2 separate regions of the Homo sapiens genome follow, and region 2 is linked to region 1. A link is an interaction called in ENCODE POLR2A ChIA-PET data of the cell type or tissue named here. Cell type or tissue: PC-3. All regions are shown on one strand. Links, peaks and the distances in the headings refer to the core of each region. The heading gives the core; the rest is flanking DNA.

What was found. Peaks named below come from ENCODE experiments on the same cell type or tissue, not always from the same donor. Only the 100,000 strongest peaks of a DNase experiment are listed, where the experiment ranks them.
Region 2: POLR2A ChIA-PET joins it to region 1 with 7 read pairs; 1 of 35 experiments calls an interaction of 5 or more read pairs at or near these places.

Annotation. Positions count from the first base shown.
Region 1 is chr17:6,107,083-6,116,561 of GRCh38, reverse strand. WSCD1 (WSC domain containing 1) reads right to left here. Exons shown (of 9, transcript NM_015253.2): 6 at 6,796-6,955; 7 at 5,627-5,791. Among named protein-coding and RNA genes, the nearest start is that of WSCD1, 41 kb to the right of the region's middle. RefSeq lists a silencer at 8,062-8,234. In PC-3, for the core only: no CTCF peak of the experiment used is centred there; DNase peaks (open chromatin) are centred at 5,791 and 6,191; H3K27ac peaks cover 2,021 bases.
Region 2 is chr17:5,881,839-5,891,317 of GRCh38, reverse strand. LOC339166 (a long non-coding RNA gene) reads right to left here. Exons shown (of 4, transcript NR_040000.1): 3 at 2,488-2,561. Among named protein-coding and RNA genes, the nearest start is that of WSCD1, 180 kb to the left of the region's middle. In PC-3, for the core only: no CTCF peak of the experiment used is centred there; no DNase peak of the experiment used is centred there; H3K27ac peaks cover 2,455 bases.

The sequences.
Region 1 (9,479 bases), core at 3,620-7,619:
ACAACCCTGAGACCCGGGGTGCCTTCCATACTGCCTCCGCCTCTTCCAACAACAGCTATTCTGCCTTGCAGCTCAGACCACATTCGACCTACCACAATAGATTTGGTGGTTGGGCATTGGAGATGCCTTGTGAATTGTGCGTGTGTGTGTGTGTGTGTGTGATCACTCTGTCAGTGCTCTGAGGCCACTGGCCACATCTAATGGTCTTGTAAGGCTCAAAGATGTGTGTGAGGTATCTCTAAAGCATTTCTGAGGCAGTGTCGACCCAACCTCTATAGCTGGCAATATCAGTCATTGGGCCGCTTACCATATGTAGACCAAAACAGCCAGCTGCTTGAATAAGGTAAGGGCCTTGGAGATGAACAAGGTGGGTAACTGCAGCCTGGGCACAGTGGGTGATTCCTAGGGGACTAAGCCAGAGTGGACAGGGCCATGTGCTCATGTGGCCACTTCCTCCCTCACCTGAAGATGCCTGTAACACTCGAGGTTCCCAGGGAGTACAAGGCTGGGTTATATGGACAACTATAGCTTTTCCCCAGAACCAAGATTGTTATAAGTGATTCCAGAGCCCAATCCCAAGCTTGGGAAGTTTCTGCTTCTCTAGGATGTTACTGACAGTATCAACTTTCCTACACCAAACTCTGGTTAAGAAATCCAGAGAAAATGGGCTAGGCATGGTGGTTCACTCCTATAATCCCAGCACTTTAGGAGGGTGAGGCAGGCAGATCAATTGAGGTCAGGAGTTTGAGACTAGCCTGGCCAACATGGTAAACCTCCCTGTCTCTACTAAAATACAAAAATTAGCTGGGTGTGGTGGCAGGTGCCTGTATTTCTAGCTACTCGGGAGGCTGAGACAGGAGAATCGCTTGAACCCAAGAGGCGGAGGTTGCAGTGAGCTGAGATTGTGCCATTGCACTCCATCCTGGGCGACAGAGTGAAAGTGAGACTCTATCTCAAAAAAAAAGAAAAGAAAAGAAAAGAAAAAAGGAAAGAAAGAAATCCAGAGAAAATGCTTGACAACAGAGAAATACATTTTAATACATTTTTGCCAAATTTGATGCCAATGGACTTGTCTGAGGTTTTTCATTCTTAAACAAAACACAGTCTTCAGCCATTTAACTTAATTTCTCTTATTTCTACAAGGGAAAGATTACAAATCAAAACTCTTAAAAGATTTTTGGACATTTTTTATTACATTTTGATGAACTAGTTCTTGCCTCAAAAAAGGAATGAGCAGATTAAATCAGTTTCACCCCTAATTATTGAGGGTTCTAAAAATTAAGGAAAATTCAAGAAATGTTTACAGAGAGAAAATTCAAGCTGCTAGTCTTTCTCTTTGAATCCAGAATAGGCACGATCTCATGAAGTTCCGCTCTAAGTGGGGTCCTCGGGCTGCCTTCATCAGGGTCACCTGGGAGCTTGTTAGAAATGAAAATTCTCAGGCCCCACCTCGGACTACCTGAATCAGACTGTCAGGGGTGTGGGCCAGGACCAAGTGATTCTCTTTTTTACTTAAAAATATTTTTATTAAAAAAGAATGAGTTCATGTCCTTTGCAGGAACATGCATGAAGCTGGAAGCCATCATTCTCAGCAAACTAACACAGCAACAGAAAACCAAACACCACATGTTCTCACTCATAAGTGGGAGGTGAACAATGAGAACACATGGACACAGGGAGGGGAATATCACACACAGGGGCCTGTTGGGGGGTGGGGGACAAGGGAAGGGAGAGCATTAGGACAAATACCTAAGGCATACGGGGCTTACAACCTAGACGATGGGTTGGTAGGTGCAGCAAACCACCTTGGCACATGCATACCTATGTAACAAACCTGCACATTCTGCACATGCATCCCAGAACTGAAAGTAAAATAAAATAATAATAAATATAAATATATTTATTATTATTTTAAACTGATGCATGATAAGTGTACATCTTCTTTATGGGGTGCAATGTGATATTTCAATGCATGTATACAATGTTTAATAATCAAATCAAAGTAATTAGGATATCCATCGCCTCAAACATTTATCATTTCTTTGAGCTGGAAACATTCAAAATCCTCTGTTCTGGCTACTTGAAAACATACAATCAATTATTGTCAACTGTAGTCACCCTACAGTGCTATAAAACACTAGGACTTATTCCTCATATCTAGCTGTAATTTTGTATCCTTTAACCAACATCTCCCTATCCTGCCCTCCCTCCTACCCTTCCCAGCCTCTAGTGACCACTATTCTACTCTCCACATCAGTGAGATCAACTTTTTAAGCTTTGACATATGAATGAGAGCATGTGGTATTCATCTTTCTGTGCCTGGTTTATTTCACTTAACATAATGTCCCTTAGGCTCATCCATGTGGCCGTGAATTACAGCATTTAATTCTTTTTTTTTTTTTTTTTTTACGGCTAACTAGCCATTGTGTATATGTACCACATTTTAAAAATTCACCTATTGATAGATACTAAGGTTGATTCCATACCTTGGCTATTGTGTATGGTGCTGTAATAAGCATGAGAGTACAGGTATCTCTTCAACATACTCATTTCCTTTCCCTTGAATATATACCCAGCAGTGGGATTGCTGGATCATATATATGACAATTCTACTTTTTTTTGAGGAGCCTCCATACTATTTTCCGTAAGAGCTGTACTAGTTTACATTCCCACCAATAGAGTATAAGAGTTCCCTTTTCTCCACATCCTCTCCAACACTTGTTATTTTTTGTCTTTTTGATAGTAGCCACTCTAACTGGGGCGAGATGATATCTCATTGTGGTTTTGATTTGCATTTCCCTGATAATTAGTGATACTGAGCATGTTTTCATATACTTGTTGACCATTTGTATGTCTTCTTTTGATAAATGTCTATTCATATCATCTGTCCATTTTTAAATCAGATTCTTTTGGGTTTTTGTTGTTGAGTTCCTTATATACTTTGGTTATTAATCCCTTGTTGGATGAATAGTTTGCCAATATTTTCTCCCATTCTGCAGGCTGTCTCTTCACTCTGTTGATTGTTTCCTTGGTTGTGCAGAAGTTTTTCACTTTGACATAATACCACTTGTCTAATTTTGCTTTTGTTGTCTGTGCTCTTGAGGTCCTATCTCAAAAGCAAAAACATCTTTGCCCAGACCAATGTCCTGAAATATTCCCCGTTTTCTTCTAGCAGTTTAATAGATTTGGGTCTTACATTTAAGTCTTGATTTTGAGTTGATTTTTGCATAAGGAGAGAGATAGGGGTATATCTTCAGTCTTCTGCATATGGTTATCCAGTCTTCCCAACACCATTTGTACAGCCTCAGTCTTCTGCATATGGTTATCCAGTCTTCCCAACACCATTTATTGAAAAGACTGTCCTTTCCCAAATGTATGTTCTTGGCATCTTTGTCAAAAATGAGTTGGCTGTAAATGCATGGATTTATTTCTGGGTTCTCTATTTTGTTCCATTGGTCTATGCATCTGTTTTTGTAGCAGTACCATGCTGTTTTTTGTTACTAAAGCTTTGTAACATATTTTTAAGTCAGTAGTGTGATACCTCCAGCTTTGTTCTTTTTGCTCAGAATTGCCTTGGCTATTCAGGGTCTTTTGTGGTTCCATACAAATTTTAGAATTGTTTTTTTCTGTTTCTGTGAAGAATGTCATTGGTATTTTGATAGGGATTGTATTGGATCTGTTGATTGCTTTTGGTAGCATGGTCATTTTCCCAATATTAATTCTTCCAATCCATAAATATGGGATGTCTTTCCATTTTTTTGTGTGTCCTCTACAATTTCATAAGTGTTTTATAGTTATCTTTGCAGAGATCTTTCATCTCTTTTATTAAATTTATTCCTAGGTATTTTTTCATAGCTATTTAAATGGTACCGCTTTCTTCATTTCTTTTTCGGGTAGTTCACTATTGGTATATGGAAATGCTACTGATTTTTGCATGTTTATTTTGTATCCTGTAACTTTACTGAATTCATTTATTGGTTCTAAGGGTTTCTTGGTGAAGCCTTTAGGCATTTCTATATGTAAGATCATGCCATCTGCAAACAGGGACAAGTGGACTTCCTCCTTCCCAATTTGGATGCCCTTTGTTTCTTTTTCTTGCCTAATTGCTGCATAGGACTTCCATTACTAGGCTGAACAGACATGGTGAAAGTGGGCATCCTTGTCTTGTTTCAGTTCTTAGAGAAAAGGTTTTCAACACTTTCTTCATTTAGTATGATACTAGCTGTGGGTTTTTCACATATGGCCTTCATTGTGGTGAGGTACGTTCCCTCTATACCTAATTTGTTGATTGTTTTTGCCCTAAAGGGATGTTGAATTTTATCATTTATTTCTGCTCTGATCTTCATCATTTCTTTCCCTCCAGTACTTTTGGATTGGCTTGTTCTTGCTTTTCTAGTTCCTTGAGGTACGTCATTAGGTTGCTTATTTAAAATCTTTCTACTATTTTGATGTAGGCATTTATTGCTGTAAACTTTTGTCTTAGAACTTCTTTTGCTGTATCCCATAGGTTTTGGTATAAAATTAAAAACACAGTTGAGAGCTTTTGTAACAGACTAGATCATTAATTTCATTCATTAAAAATTCATTTTAATTATTCAACTAACAGATTTGTTTGGTTGTTTGTATGATATCTATTTCTATCGAATTTCTCATTCGGATCATAAAATGTTTTCCTAATTTCATTGAATTGTCTATTTGTATTCTCTTGTATCATGCTGAGTTTCCTTAAAATCATTATTTTAAATTACTTTTCAGGTATTTCATACATTTCCTTTTCTTTGGGGTCTGTTATTGGAGAATTATTGTGTTTCTTTGCAGACGTCATGTTTCCTTGCTCTTTTTTTTTTTTTTTTTTTTTTTTGAGACGGAGTGTCACTCTGTTGCCCAGGCTGGAGTGCGGTGGCATAATCTCGACTCACTGCAACCTCTGCCTCCCAGGTTCAAGCAATTCTCCTGCCTCAGCCTCCTGAGTAGCTGGGATTACAGGCGCCTACCACCGCGCCCAGCTAATTTTTGTATTTTTAGTAGAAATGAGGTTTCACCATATTGGTCAGGCTGGTCTCAAACTCCTGACCTCAGGCGATCCACCCACCTCAGCCTCCCAAAGTGTTAGGATTACAGGCGTGAGCCACTGCGCCTGGCCTCCTTGCTTTTTCATGTTTCTTGTGTGACTGCATTGATATCTGCACATCTGGTGGAACAGTCACCTCTTCCAATTTTATGGAGCAGCTTTCATAGGAAAAGACTTTTTCTAGTAGATGTATCCTATAGTGTGGGTTGGGTAGCATGCTTAGGTTTTGGTTCTGGGTGGTGGAGTAGTGTAGTCTCAGTGTAATTTCTTTGGCTGTAATCAATATCAGTGGTGTCTGCAAGTGCCTCAGTGGCCTAGATCGTGGGTGTTTGTGGATACAATGGCGTAACTTTGTTGTGGATGGGGACCACCAGGCGGGCTGGTCTTCAATACCTGAAGGGTGAGTATGGCACACAGTGGCTCCACCCACAGGTGACTCTTATGTACACTCAAGTTTGAGATGCACTGCTCTAGTGCTCTGAGAAGCTTGGCTGGCAAGGTGACAGTTTGGTCACCGGGAGCTGCCTTCCATCGTCCCCTGTAGCTTTGACTTACCTTTGTTGTAGAGGGTTCCATCAAAGTAGTAGCTCCCTGTATAGAAGCCAGTGGCATGCTCAATGAGGTGCCGTGCCCATGTGTTCCCGGCTCCTGGGAAGCTTGACAAAGCCACAAACACTTTGGATTTGTTAGGCAGGAACCTCCTGTCTGTACAACGAGTGTCTGAAAGTCCAAAAGTCATCACGGGGTTACTCACTTCCATTATGACTCACCAATTCACCACTAAACTCCCTTAGAGGAACTGATGAACGAAGACTCCCATTTAATAGATGGGGGAACCAAGGCCCAAAGAAGGGAAGAGATCTTCCAAATATACCTTAGCTGCACAGGTCTGTGGCCAGTCCGAGAAAGCCCCGTAATGAGGCCTGCAATACTGCAGTGCAGGAGTAAGATGGGAATCAGACACCCTATGGACCCTCGACTCCCATTCTGTCTCTATGGCCACAGCCAAACTCTTGCTCCTGACATAGCACAGATAATTCCAGATTCTAATAGGGGAAGTGGGTGGGGATTGAGGCTAGGCTGAGCAAAGTAACACACCCAGGTACTGCCAACAATAAACCAGAGCTGGACTAATGACAGGCAAGTCATTCGTTATGTCTCATCCCCAGGGCTGCTACAAGGAGCACATGAAATCACCAGGGGAAAGCCCCAAAACATCCAGGGCCATGCTGGGTCACAGTAGGCACTTGATAAAGGTGGTAACATCCCTCGTCCCCGGCTCTTCCTTTCATCAGTTCCTAAGGTCAACAGGGGCAGACCTGATGCTCACACCAAGGAGGGTTCCCAGGTCCTGGAGGCACCAGTGGCCCCTGCAGCTCCTGGGATCTCATTCTTCCCACGCCTCCCAATCCTACCACCTTTCTGTTGCTATCTCTCTAGGACCTGCCCCTCTCTGTTCATCCTCTTACCATTGTCATCTCCAGAGAGACTTAGATAAAGGGTCCAGTGTTTTTTAAAGTGAGTCCAGGATTCAGCCTCTGTGGAGGGTGGAAAACTGACCCTCCCCATTATCTCCAACACCCATCAAGATGCCAAGACCTTTACACAGACACATGCCATACCTCATAACTGCATGCTTGGCCATGACTGGCATCTCCAAACCCTGGAAGCTCTCCCCACCCCCCAGACCAAATGCCACTACCAGTCGGGGATGCAGAACCCACCTTGCACAGGTGTCTGGTAGACCTCACAGTATTCTGCCAGCCTCTGTGCCTCAGGGTCCTGGCCACATACTGAGCTGTCCATGGCATCCCGCAGGTTGAACCGGGGGGTAGGGTAAGCACAGTAGCATTCCCAGCCCCTGAGAATGGCCAAGGGGAACTCCTGCCAGGGAACGATAAGAAGAGAAGCACACTGAGTGAATTTGAGGGTCATGCTTCCCAGGGCTCAGGAATGGGATGAACATGGACGATGTATTGCCAGCTGTATCTGTATGGAATCCACAGGGATGACCACCATCCTTCCACCACTGTGCTCTGTGCCCAATTCCAGGGGAGACAAAGATCAACAAGATGTGAGCTTCAAGCAGCTCAAGTAGCCCATGTTCTTATAAGCACAGCCCTACTTGGTTGGTTCCTTGACAAGTCAACAGTATGAGCAGCAATATGACTGAGGGATGAGCGACGTGCAGAAAGCAGGGGGCAGAGGCTGGAATCATGTTTTTGAGATTCCAAGGCATTTGTCAGGAGTGCCAGAGATAGAAATGGCACTCTGGGCAGGGGCATCCATATGAGTGGATGTCTGCATGGCACAGAGCGGGGCAGATCAGCTGACTTAGGGCATCCCCAAGGATCCACGTGTCACACCACTAATGAACAGACCTCAAGCCCTGAGAGAGGACTGAGATTCGATTCCCTCTGGTCTTCCTTGGCCAGCCACCTCCCTGGAAAGAGACTAAAACCAACTCTCATGCCAGATGTCCCACTGCAGGGTGCAGAGATTCTCATACAGTCATCTTTCCAAAGATGGAAGGGGTGGAGAAGAACAGACTTTGTTCCCACCCAAGATGCTCAGCCCAAGGAGGATTCTTCAAAATGGAGGGGGGCCCTGTCAGGGGTAGGAGAGAGGAGTCGTCTCACTCTGTGGGCCAGCCCAGCTCCCAGCAGTCTCTTAAGTGGGTCCTTGTTCCCCTTTGGGGAGGCTGCACCACACACTGAAGAGAGCTGGCATCCTGAAGGTGTGAAAGTGAATTCTAGCTCGCTTGCTAGGCACCCTTGAGCAAGGTGCCTAACTTCTTTGAATTTCATCACTGAAAAAAGTAATAAAATCTGCCTTGTAGGTTTAAGGTGAGGGCTGAATGAGACAGGTCCAAAGTGCCCAGCACCGGGCCTGGCATGCTTCCAAGGAGGAAGAGGTCATTCTCGACCTCCCTAACTCTCTGGGCATCAGCTGTGTCTTGCTCAAAAATGTATCCACCCACCTCTCCCACATGTATGGGAGAGTCCTCACTCTGCCCCAGGCACTAGCCCCTTTTCATCTCTTCCTTCTCTGCATCCTACAGTCGGGAGATGCTAGGACTTTTGGAGCGTAGAGAGATGAGAGAGTAATCTGTGAGTGTGTGTGCCAGGGAGGGAGGCAGTGGGTGGAGAAAACTTCTCACTGCTAAGGGGAACACTGCACAAACCTTTTTATTTTTTGCTCACAGCAAAAATCTCATAAATAAATAAGAAAAAGAAAATCAATAGCATTTTTTGAGCATGGCTAGGTAAAGCTGAGGATTTGGGCACTCATAAAAGACAACAGCCTGTGTCCCATGCAAGCGAAGATGACGCAGGGCCTGGGGCATTGGCGGGAGGGCAGGTATCTTTGGAGGGAGTCAGGGGAAATGCTGTTGGAGGTTGCCCCCCACTGTCAGGCTGTTCTTATAAGTACAGGCCGCATGCTCTCCTAGGTGCCAAGCAGCCCCCAAGGAAAGCCTCTCCCGACTCTCCTCGTCCTTCTTCAAGCCAAGGAGGCACCTGCGCTGTGAGTCAGTGCATGATAGGCTATTGAGCCTCGGTAGTACGTCCAACTAGACCCATCCTCACGGCCCCTACACCACTCTTCTATGGAAAGCGAGAGCTGGGGCCTGACCCTCAATCTCAACACTGCTGGCTTTTCCAGAAGCAAGTTTCCCCGGTCATGTGAATTCATGAAAGGCAACTTCAAGAATTGCCACCTCCGGCCTCTACAGCTTCATCCACCCTCTATCACAAAACCCTCATCCCACCTCATTCCACACCAACACCTTCATCACAGGGAGCAGCAGAAACAAGCAGCCCGGATGTCCACGGCACACGGCGGCCCATCTGTGTCTCAGGTACCTCTGTCCATGCTGGCTGCTATGGGCTGAACTGTGTCCCCCAAATTCATATGTTGAAGTCCTAACCCCAGGGCCTTAGAATGGGACCTTATTTGGATGTAGGATCTTTTTTTTTTCTTCTCCTTTTTGAGACAGAGTCTCACTCTGTTGCACAGGCTGGAGTGCTGTGGCAGGATCTTGGCTCACTGCAACCTCTGCCTCCCGGGTTCAAGCGATTGTCCTACCTCAGCCTCCTGAATAGCCGGGATTACAGGTAGCCACCACCATGCCTGGCTACTTTTTGTATTTTTAGTAGAGATGGGGTTTCACCACGTTGGCCAGTCTGGTCTTGAACTCCTGACCTCAGATGATCTGCCCGCCTCAGCCTCCCAAAGTGCTGGGATTACAGAGATAATTAAGTTCAAATGAGGCCATCAGGGTAGGCCCTAATCTAATACGACAAAGGTCCTTACAAGAAGAGGAGGTTAGGATACAGCCAACACACAGACCAAGGGACAAGCACACAAGGACACAGTAAGAAGGCTTCCATCTGCAAGCCAAGTGGGG
Region 2 (9,479 bases), core at 2,445-6,444, 220 kb after region 1:
AGTGTGTGGGTTCTGTACAGTTGGGAGCACAGAGAACTGGTGCCTGACCCACCCCTGAGAAAGCTAACACAGCCTGCGGCAACGAGGTAGAAGTCTGCCACTAGGAAGCCACAGCACTCCCATCCCATGGGCACTGAAGCTGAGGGGTCCTCAGGAGGCCAGGCAAAGACAAGGCTGTGCCCCAGAAACAAGACTGGCAGGGGCCCAGTAGAGAAATTGCCAAAGGAACCAGGCAGGTGCTCTAAGAAAGAGTTAACTTTAACCACATTTCAGGTACAAAACTTGGGAAGCCACCTTAGGGGAGTTCTAGTCCAGAAAGAGTTTTCTGTACCACGTTCTTTCTCCTCCTTTCCCTCAGCTTGAAACCAAAATGAGTAGGAAGTGGGCGTGGGAAGGGAGATGTCAGAAACACTCTTACTCACTTAAAAGTATGTTTGTGCTCCAAAGTGATGATATCAAATTTTTTAACTACCTGAGAGTTATCAGAAAAGTAATGAGTATGCTCATACATTCATTGGGTGTCAAGGGAAGAACAACCCAACCAAGCTAATTAAAAGGACAGTCAAATATAAAGACGTTTTCTAATTAAATAGGTCCTAGTTTTTAACATGCTGGTTACTGGCTACACGTGATTGATGTCTTAAGCATTTTAAGAGTAAAATTTCTCTCCAAGCTATATTTCTAAGCATCAATACATAGTATTTTCATTCTCATATATTCTTATCTTTCAGAGATTCTTCATTTTCAGGTTCATTTATTCTTTAACCCAGAAGTTAATATAAGAAAGTTTTTCTTTAGTTTCTAGGTCATTGATTTGCAAGGGTTGCTATTGTCTTGATGTTGCTTTTAGGTTTTATTGTATTGAAGTCAGATGACATAAATTAGACATTGGAGTCATAATTTACAAAGGGGTTAGGTTCTAAGGATAGTGTGTGAGAAAAAGAATTACACATTCTGATTCTCTTACATTTTTCTTTGCTGCTCTTTATTTTCCCCTCCCATCTAGAAATCTTTAATATCACCTCTCAACTCCTCATGACATGAAATGTCACAATAGTTTGTGTTAATGTGAGTCTTTTGCCATTCAGTATGCTGGTTCTTTGTGTATATGTATCCCTTATTAATGGGGACTTTTCTTGTATTATTTCTTTCATAAGTTTCTCTTCTCCATTTTTCTCTGCTCATTCTAGAACTTCTATCAGATATTGGACCCCCTGGAGTGATCTCCTAGCATTGCTATTCACTCATATTTTCCTCATTCTTCCTTTATGTTCTCCTTTCTTGGAGATTTCTTCTGATTTAGCCTCCAATCCTTCTCTTAATTTGAAAAACAGAAACCCACAATTAAATACTTTTTGCCAAACAAAAGAAGCCAGACACAAAAAGTCATACCTTATATGATTCCATCTATATGAGATGTCCAGAATAGGCAAATTCATAGAGATAGAAAGTAGACCAGGGGTTGTCATGGGTTGGGGAGAAATGGGGAGTAGCTGCTTAGTGGATACAGGGTCTCTTTTGGAGTTTTGTTTTGGAACAAGAGAGAAGTGATGGTTGCACAACTAAATGCCTTAAATGGTTAACTTCTTTTAATAAAAATTCCACTTTAATAAGAAAGTAAAATAAATGTTTCATAAAAGCAAGTGAAGGAGAAAAAAAGAAATCAGTAATCATGCTGTAATGTCCAAGGTCTCTTTCTCATTCTCTTAATTTTATTTTCCATGGCATTGATTTTGTGGTTTTTTTAATGAATATAGTATCCTCTCAAATACCTCTGAAGACACCCATTAAACTTTTTTATTCTCTTTTGCTGCTTGTACTACTTCATTTTAGAATTATTTTTAGATATTTATTTATTTTTATCTTCTTTTTTCCTGTTACAGGTTGGGTAGTTTTCAAATATGTTCACAAATCCTTCGATTCTCTTCCTCTCAAGAGGTGAAGCCCAATTCTCCTCCACAGAGCATGGGCTGGACTTAGTGATTTGTTTCTAATGAATGGAAGAAACTGGAAATGATGGTATGCAGCATCCAAGACCGGGTTGTAAAAAGTTTCCTCCTTGCTCTCTCTGTCTTAGATCACTCAGTCTGGGGGAATCCAGCCGCCTATCATGAGGACACTCAAGCAGCCCTGTGGAGAGGTCCATGTAGTGAGAAACTGAAGCCTCCTGCCAACAGCCAGCAAGGATCTAAGACCTCTTTGCCTATAGTCATGTGAGTGAGTCATCTTGGAAGTGGATCCTCCTGTCTTCAGACGTGCACCTCATAAGAGATCTTGAACCAGAACCACCTGGCTAAGCCGTTCTCAATGTCTGACCCACAGAAACTGTGAGATCAGAAATGCTTGTTGTTTTAAGCTGCTAAGTGTGGGGGCTAATGTATTGCTCAGCATAACTCATACAGAGGCTTTCCTCAAATATTTGATAAGGCCCTGTTTAGTTGTTTTCACAGAAGGAGAAAAAGGAAAGTTGTGAGAAGCTGTGAATACCTGGGCAGAGCTTGTCTGCTTGTGGGTGTTGCTTCAGGGTGATCAGGTAGGGAGATGGCCAAAACACTGAAGACCTACAAAGGGTAGAAAGAGGAGATCTCTCATTCAGTTCACCAAGGGCTTCAGGGTCTAAAGTCTCTCTTGGTTCTAGAAGGCAGATGGGCATCTCCTTCACCTGTATCCCCTCCACTCTAGCTCTACCCTTCCCTGCATTGCCAATGACCACTGCACTGCCAATACACCCTTCTAATTGCAAGAAATGTATTGAAGCCTCCTCTCGGCTGTTAGACTTCCACCCACTGTCTTTGACATCATCAGCTACACTTTTTTTTTTACCTACCATTTTATTGGATCCCTGGAGGAAGATAAGATAATGTCTAGTAATTTAACCACAAGTCCCTCCCTTTAACTCCTAATCTTTGCATCGGAGTCTCACTCTGTCACCCAGGCTAGAGTGCAGTGGTGCTATCTTGGCTTACTGCAATCTCTGCCTCCCAGGTTCAGGCAATTCTCCTGCCACAGCCTCCTGAGTAGCTAGGATTACAGGCATGCACCACCATGCCTGGCTAATTTTTGTATTTTTAGTAGAGACAAGGTTCCACCATGTTGGCCAGGCTGGTCTCGAACTCCTGACCTCCAGTGATCTGCCTGTCTCAGTCTCCTAAAGTGCTGTGATTACAAGGCATGAGCCACCACGCCTGGCCTGCATCACTTTATTTTTAACTCATCTCTTGTATACAACTTATAGTTAATTTGTTTGCTTAACCAAATCTGAGGCTTATTTTAACAACTGAATTTGTCTCATTTGTTTTATATGAGTAATAGACATATTTGGTTTTATTGTATCCTCATTTGTGTTGCTTTAAATCTTTCTTGGTGCTCATTCCCTACATGGGTTATCGTATTTGACTGTATGGTTTCCTTCTTATGGATTAGAAAGTGCATTAAGTCTATTCTAGTCTCCTAATAGTTGTCTTTACAATTTTTTTTTTTAAGATAGAGTTTCGCTCTCTCACCCAGGCTGGAGTACAGTGGTGTGATCTCGCCTCACTGCAACATCCGCCTCCTGGATTCAAGCGATTCTCCTGCCTCAGCCTCCCAAGTAGCTGGGATTACAGGCACCCGCCACCACACCCTGCTAATTTTTGTATTTTTAGTAGAGATGGGGTTTCACTGTGTTGGCCAGGCTGGTCTCGAACTCCTGACCTCGTGATCCGCCTGCCTCCACCTCCCAAAGTGCTGGGATTACAAGCATGAGCCACTGTGCCCAGCCGTCTTTATAATTTTATGAGTGATATTTAATCCCGGTATCTTAGCTGTCTCGGTGTCTTACTGTAAAACAGAGGTCTCCAAACTTTTTCTATAAGGGGCTAGATAGTAACAATTTTAGGCTTTGGAGGCCATATGGTCTCTGTCACAACTGCTCACTTGTGCTATGGTAGTATGAAAACAGTCATAGAAAACACGTAAATGAATGAGGAGGCCTGTGCTCCAATAGAAATTTATTTACAAAAACAGGTGGTTTTAAAAAAGAACAGGTGGCAAGTCAAATCTGGCCCATGAGCCATCATTCGCCTACTTCTGCTCTAAAAGATGAGAAAATCGTCACACATATCTTCATGGTGTTGATATCATGCGAACATCATGCAAGATGCTAACATTGGGGAAGAAGAAGTGAAGGGTGCATGGTGCATTTCTTTGCAACTTCCTGTGAATCTATAATTATTTCAAAACAAAACTTTTTTTAAGTTCAAGGAATTGACACAAGGAGGGAAAACTATTTTAACAAGAGCCACCTTGCCAGGTACGGTGGCTCACGCCTGTAATCCCAGCACTTTGGAAGGCCGAGACCGGCAGATCACCTGAGGTGGGGAGTTTGAGACCAGCCTGACCAACATGGAGAAATCCCGTCTCTACTAAAAATACAAAATTAGCCGGACGTGGTGGCTCATGCCTGCAATCCCAGCATTTTGGGAGGCCGAGGCAAGCAGATCACCTGAGGTCGGGAGTTCGAGACCAACCTGACCAACATGGAGAAATCCCATCTTTACTAAAATACAAAATTAGCCAGACGTGGTAGAACATGCCTGTAATCCCAGCTACTTGGGAGGCTGAGGCAGAAGAGTCGCTTGAACCCGGGAGGCGGAGGTTGCAGTGAGCTGAGATCGCACCATTACACTCCAGCCTGGGCAACAAGAGCAAAACACTATCAAAAAAAAAAAAAAAAAAAAAAAGCCACCTTGAACAAGTGTGGAATTATGGAATTATGCAATGGTTATGGAAGGACAACCTTCCCTGGGGTCCAGTCTGAGGGGCCATCACCATCCTGGCTTTCTAGCGGCAGGAAAAAATAGCTTCTAGGGAGGCTGCAGTTTCCTGGCCCACAGCAAAACTGGTCTGATATGTCTGTAGCTTGCCATAGAGAAGACCTGTTCTCCAGCCATCTGGGAGTGACAGAAATCAGTTGTTTCAAGAGACTGGCTGATCCATATAGCTATAGGGATCAGAGCTTTAGTAAGCCTAAGCCCTAAATAATCCCTTTATTGTTTTTTTTAATTAATTAATTTTTTTTTTTTAAGAGAAACAAGATCTTGCTCTGTCACCCAGGCTGGAGTGCAGTGGCGTGATCATAGCTCACTGCAGCTTCAAACTCCTGGACTCAAGGGATCCTTCTGCCTTGGCTTCCCAAAGTACTGAGATTACAAGTGTGAGCCATCACATCTGTCCCCATTTATTCTATAGATGGGAGACTAGACCCACAGTTACAGAGTGAGTTGGAGGCCATGCTGAGTCTAGAGTCTCGTCTTAAAATTTTCCCAGCCTGGGCTTTGTAACTAGAACAACCATCTTATGCCATCCGAACCCCCTCTGTCAAGAGGCCTCTTTCCTGGAGATCTAGGTGCCTTAGCCTTAGTATGTACGCAGCTTACTTTAACGTTGCCTTGAGAATGCCCAAGAGCTTGGAAGCCGGGCAGGAAGGGCAAAGCAGTGTGGGCCTTGCAGTTCACATTGCAGAGGAAACAGCACCCAGAGGCTAAGGAGCTGGAGGTATGCAGTGGCTCTGTTCAAGCCGTGGGCCCCCCATCATAATGTTCCCCGGTTCTCAACATTGTTTGGGAGCTTTCTCTTCTATGATAGGCATCTCATGATTGAACCAAGAAATACTTACTGAGCACCCACTCCAGAGCATACACTGGGCCATGCAGGGAGGGATCAGGCAGTTTGCACAAGACAGAAAGGTCCCTGCCTCTGTGGAGCTTACAGTCCAGTGGAGTATTGGTCCCTCATGGAGCCCACCCAAAGGATACAGGACAAGCATCTTTTCTCTGCCACTGTCCAGCAAGTGAAGATGCAGAGGGAACCCTTTGGCACCAAGCGGGCCCATGACTCTGAGGGCACAGTCCCATGTCTCCCTGAAGGACCTCCCAGGATGGACGGGCCAGTGGCTGGGATAAGAGAGCAAAAGCTCATGCTGGAGAAACACCCACCCGCCTGAGGTCAATCCTTGCAGGACATACTGTCCCGCAGTACTGCTGGACCCATTCCCTGGCGTCCTTACCACCTAGCGCAGCACTCAATAGTTACTTCTTAAATAAAAGGATGAATGAGGAGATTAAGTTAACTTCCTTCAGCTTCAGTTTCTTCTTTTGCAAAATGAAGAGTGTTATAGAGATCAAATGAGGAAGCCGGCTAGGAAGCTAGGAAAGATTTTTGCAGAGCTTTGTGTGTTCTGAAACACAAAGAAGTGAAACAGAATCCAGATTCCAAAGGGCTTCAAGAGGTGAGATGAAAGGCTGCTCCCAGCAAGGAGAAACACACATGGGAAATGCAAATTCCCATGCTGGGGCCTGAAACTCAGCCGCACAAGAATAGGCAGCTACCAGGCCAGGCATGGTGGCTCACACCTGTAATCCCAGCACTTTGGGAGGCCAAAGGGGGTGGATCATGAGGTCAGGAGTTCAAGACCAGCCTGGCCAACATGGTGAAACCCCGTCTCTAATAAAAATATAAAAATTAGCCGGGTGTGGTGGCGGGCACCTGTGTTCCCAGCTACTCAGGAGGCTGAGGCAGGAGAATCACTTGAACCTGGGAAGCGGAAGTTGCAGTAAGCCAAGATCACGCCACTGCACTCCAGCCTGGGTGACAGAGCGAGACTGCATCTCAAAAAAAAAAAAAAAAAAAAAAAAAAAAAGGCAACTAGCAGAACAAGGCTGAGAAGAAGCCTTGGGCGGGGTGGGGTGGGGTTGCAGGTGCGTGCAAAGAATTTTCAGATTATGTTTGCCCAAAGACTTAATGGAATCTTAATAACATTGATGGTGATGGTGATAACTAACCCCTCTTGAATGCTTGCTCTGTGCTAGATGCTGAGCCACGAACTTCACATGCACATCTTGTTTCATCATCTCAGAACCCTGATTCATTCATTCACTCGCTCATTCAATAAATATTTATTAAGAGCCCACATCCTTTACGAAGCATGGTTATAAAGACTATGAAGAAACGTGAACATTTGGACATGACGTTAAATGGAGAAGGAAAGCAATATTCAAAGTCACAACTGAACACTGCAAAACACATGGGGAGGGGTGAGCAGTAAACAAAGGAGACAAAGGCTCTTCCCTACTGGAGCTTATATTCTAGTCACAGCAGGCAGACGAAAAACAAAATGAATGAGTAACATGTAAAGTGGTGTTAAGTGTGGGTTGGAGGATACAGGGGCGGGCATAGCCCTCTGAAATATGATAGAGAGGAAAGACCTCTCTGCGAGGGTGACATTTGAGCAATGCCTAAAGAAGAGTGAGGGGGTGAGGGCAGAGAGTTCTAGGCAGAAGGAACAGCAAGGGCAAAAGCCCTGAGGCAGGCTTGTGTCAGGCATGATGACAGAGGAGCAAGGAGGCAGGATGCCTGGAGAGAAGTGCCAGAGGCAGAAGCAGGAGGAGATGGAGGCGGGTTGGGGGAGGGGGGGTTCTTTGAAGTTATCACAAGAACTTTGGCTTCTATTCTGAATAAGGTTAAGAAACCAAGGAGGAGGGGCCGGGCGTGGTGGCTCACCTCTGTAATCCCAGCACTTTGGAAGGCTGAGGTGGGTGGATCACCTGAGGTCAGGAGTTCGAGACCAGCCTGGCCAACATGGTGAAACCCCATCTCTACTAAAAATACAAAAAATTAGCCAGGCACGGTGGTGCGTGCCTGTAATCCCAGCTACTCGGGAGGCTGAGGCAGGAGAATCCCTTGAACTCGGGAGGTGGAGGTTGCAGTGAGCTGAGATCGCCCCATTACACTCCAGCCTGGGCAACAAGAGCAAAACTCCATCTCAAAAAAAGGGAAGGGAAGGCGGGGAGGGGACGGGAGGGGAGGGGAGGATGGGAAGGGAGAGGAAGGGAAGGGAAGGGAAGGGAAGGGAAGGCAGGGGAGGGGAGGGGAGGGGAGGGCCAGTGAGGAGTGATGGGATTTTACTTAGATTTTAACCTGAGGCTCACTCCATCTGCTGTGTTGGGAAGAAACCAAAGAATGACCTGGACGGATGCAGAAAGTCCATTTAGAGACTCTTCACTCATCCAGGAAAGAGGTCATCCTGGTTCAGAGTGGGGTGGTGGCAGTGGGGTGATGGAAATTGGTCAGAATCTGGATCTATCAGCCACAGGACTTGCTGATGAGTTGGGGTGTAGGGCGAGAAACAGGGGTGGAAGCTGGTGCTCAGGCTTTCCTGTGAGCCACTGCAAGGACAGACTTCCATCCTTCAAGGTAGGGAAGGCAGCAGGAAGAACAGGATAGGGGAGAACATCTGGGGCTCAGGCTTGGATGTCCTACATTCAAGTTGCCTATTGGATGGTCAGTGAAGATGTCAGGGGGACACATGGAGTTCAGAGAACTGGGCTGGAGTCGCCAGCATGCAAGATGATTTAAAGTCATGTGACTGAGTGAGGATCATTACCAGAAAGGGAAAGGTCCTTGCCACCCAGTGAGGTCCCTAAGGGAGGAAGTAACAAAGATAAGAGGCCCAAGGACCGAGTCCTGAGGCAGGAAATGTTTAGAGACATAACAATATAGACGATACAGCAGGTTAAAATGGCCCCCAAAGATATACATTCTACTTTTTGGAACCTGTAAATGTTACCTGATTTGGAAAAGGAGGTTTTGCAAACGTGATTCGATTAATGACTTTGAGAAGGATCCTGGGTTATCTGGTTGGGTCCTAAATCCAGTGACAAGTGTCCTTATAAGACGGGGGCAGAGGGAGATTCAATGAACACCAAGGAGAAGGCTGTGTGGCCACGGAGGAAGGCTGGAAGGATACAAGCCAGGGAGTGCCGGCAGCCACCAAAAGCTAGAAGAGGCAAGGAATGGATTCTCCACTAGAGCTTCTGGTGGGAGGGCAGCCTGCCAACACTTTGATTTTGGCCCAGTGATACTGTTTCAGACTTCTGGCCTCGGGAACTATGAGAGAATAAATTTCTGTGAAATCACCAAATTCATGGTAATTTGTTTCAGCAGCCCTAAGAAACTAACACAAAGGCCATTGGTGAACATGATAAGAGCAGGTATTAAGTAAGTTCTCTCCACATTTTACAGAAGAGGAAAGCAAGTCTCACTAAATTCCCCAAGGTCACAAAGCAGGTAAGCGGAAGGATGGGGGTTCCACCTAGACCTTCCAGGTTCTATGAGTAAGCCCACTCTTACCCATTACCTTTTGCTGTCTCCATCAGTAGACACCCAGGACCCAGCCTCAGTGAGCTGACCCTCCCTGTTCATCCAGCACTGCCCAGCCCACCCTGGGAGCATCCTGCCGTAGCTCAGCCCAGGCACTGGCTGCTGGCCACCGAGCTGTGAGAAAGGTCCTTTCCTACCGTGGACGTCTAGTAGCCCTCCTAGAAAGCAACGGGCAATATGTAGCAACTGTAGATATTCACACCTTCTGACCCCAGGATGCATCTCATTGACCTCTTTCTCAAAGAAGCCACACCCAAAAATGTCATCACAGCATCGGCTAT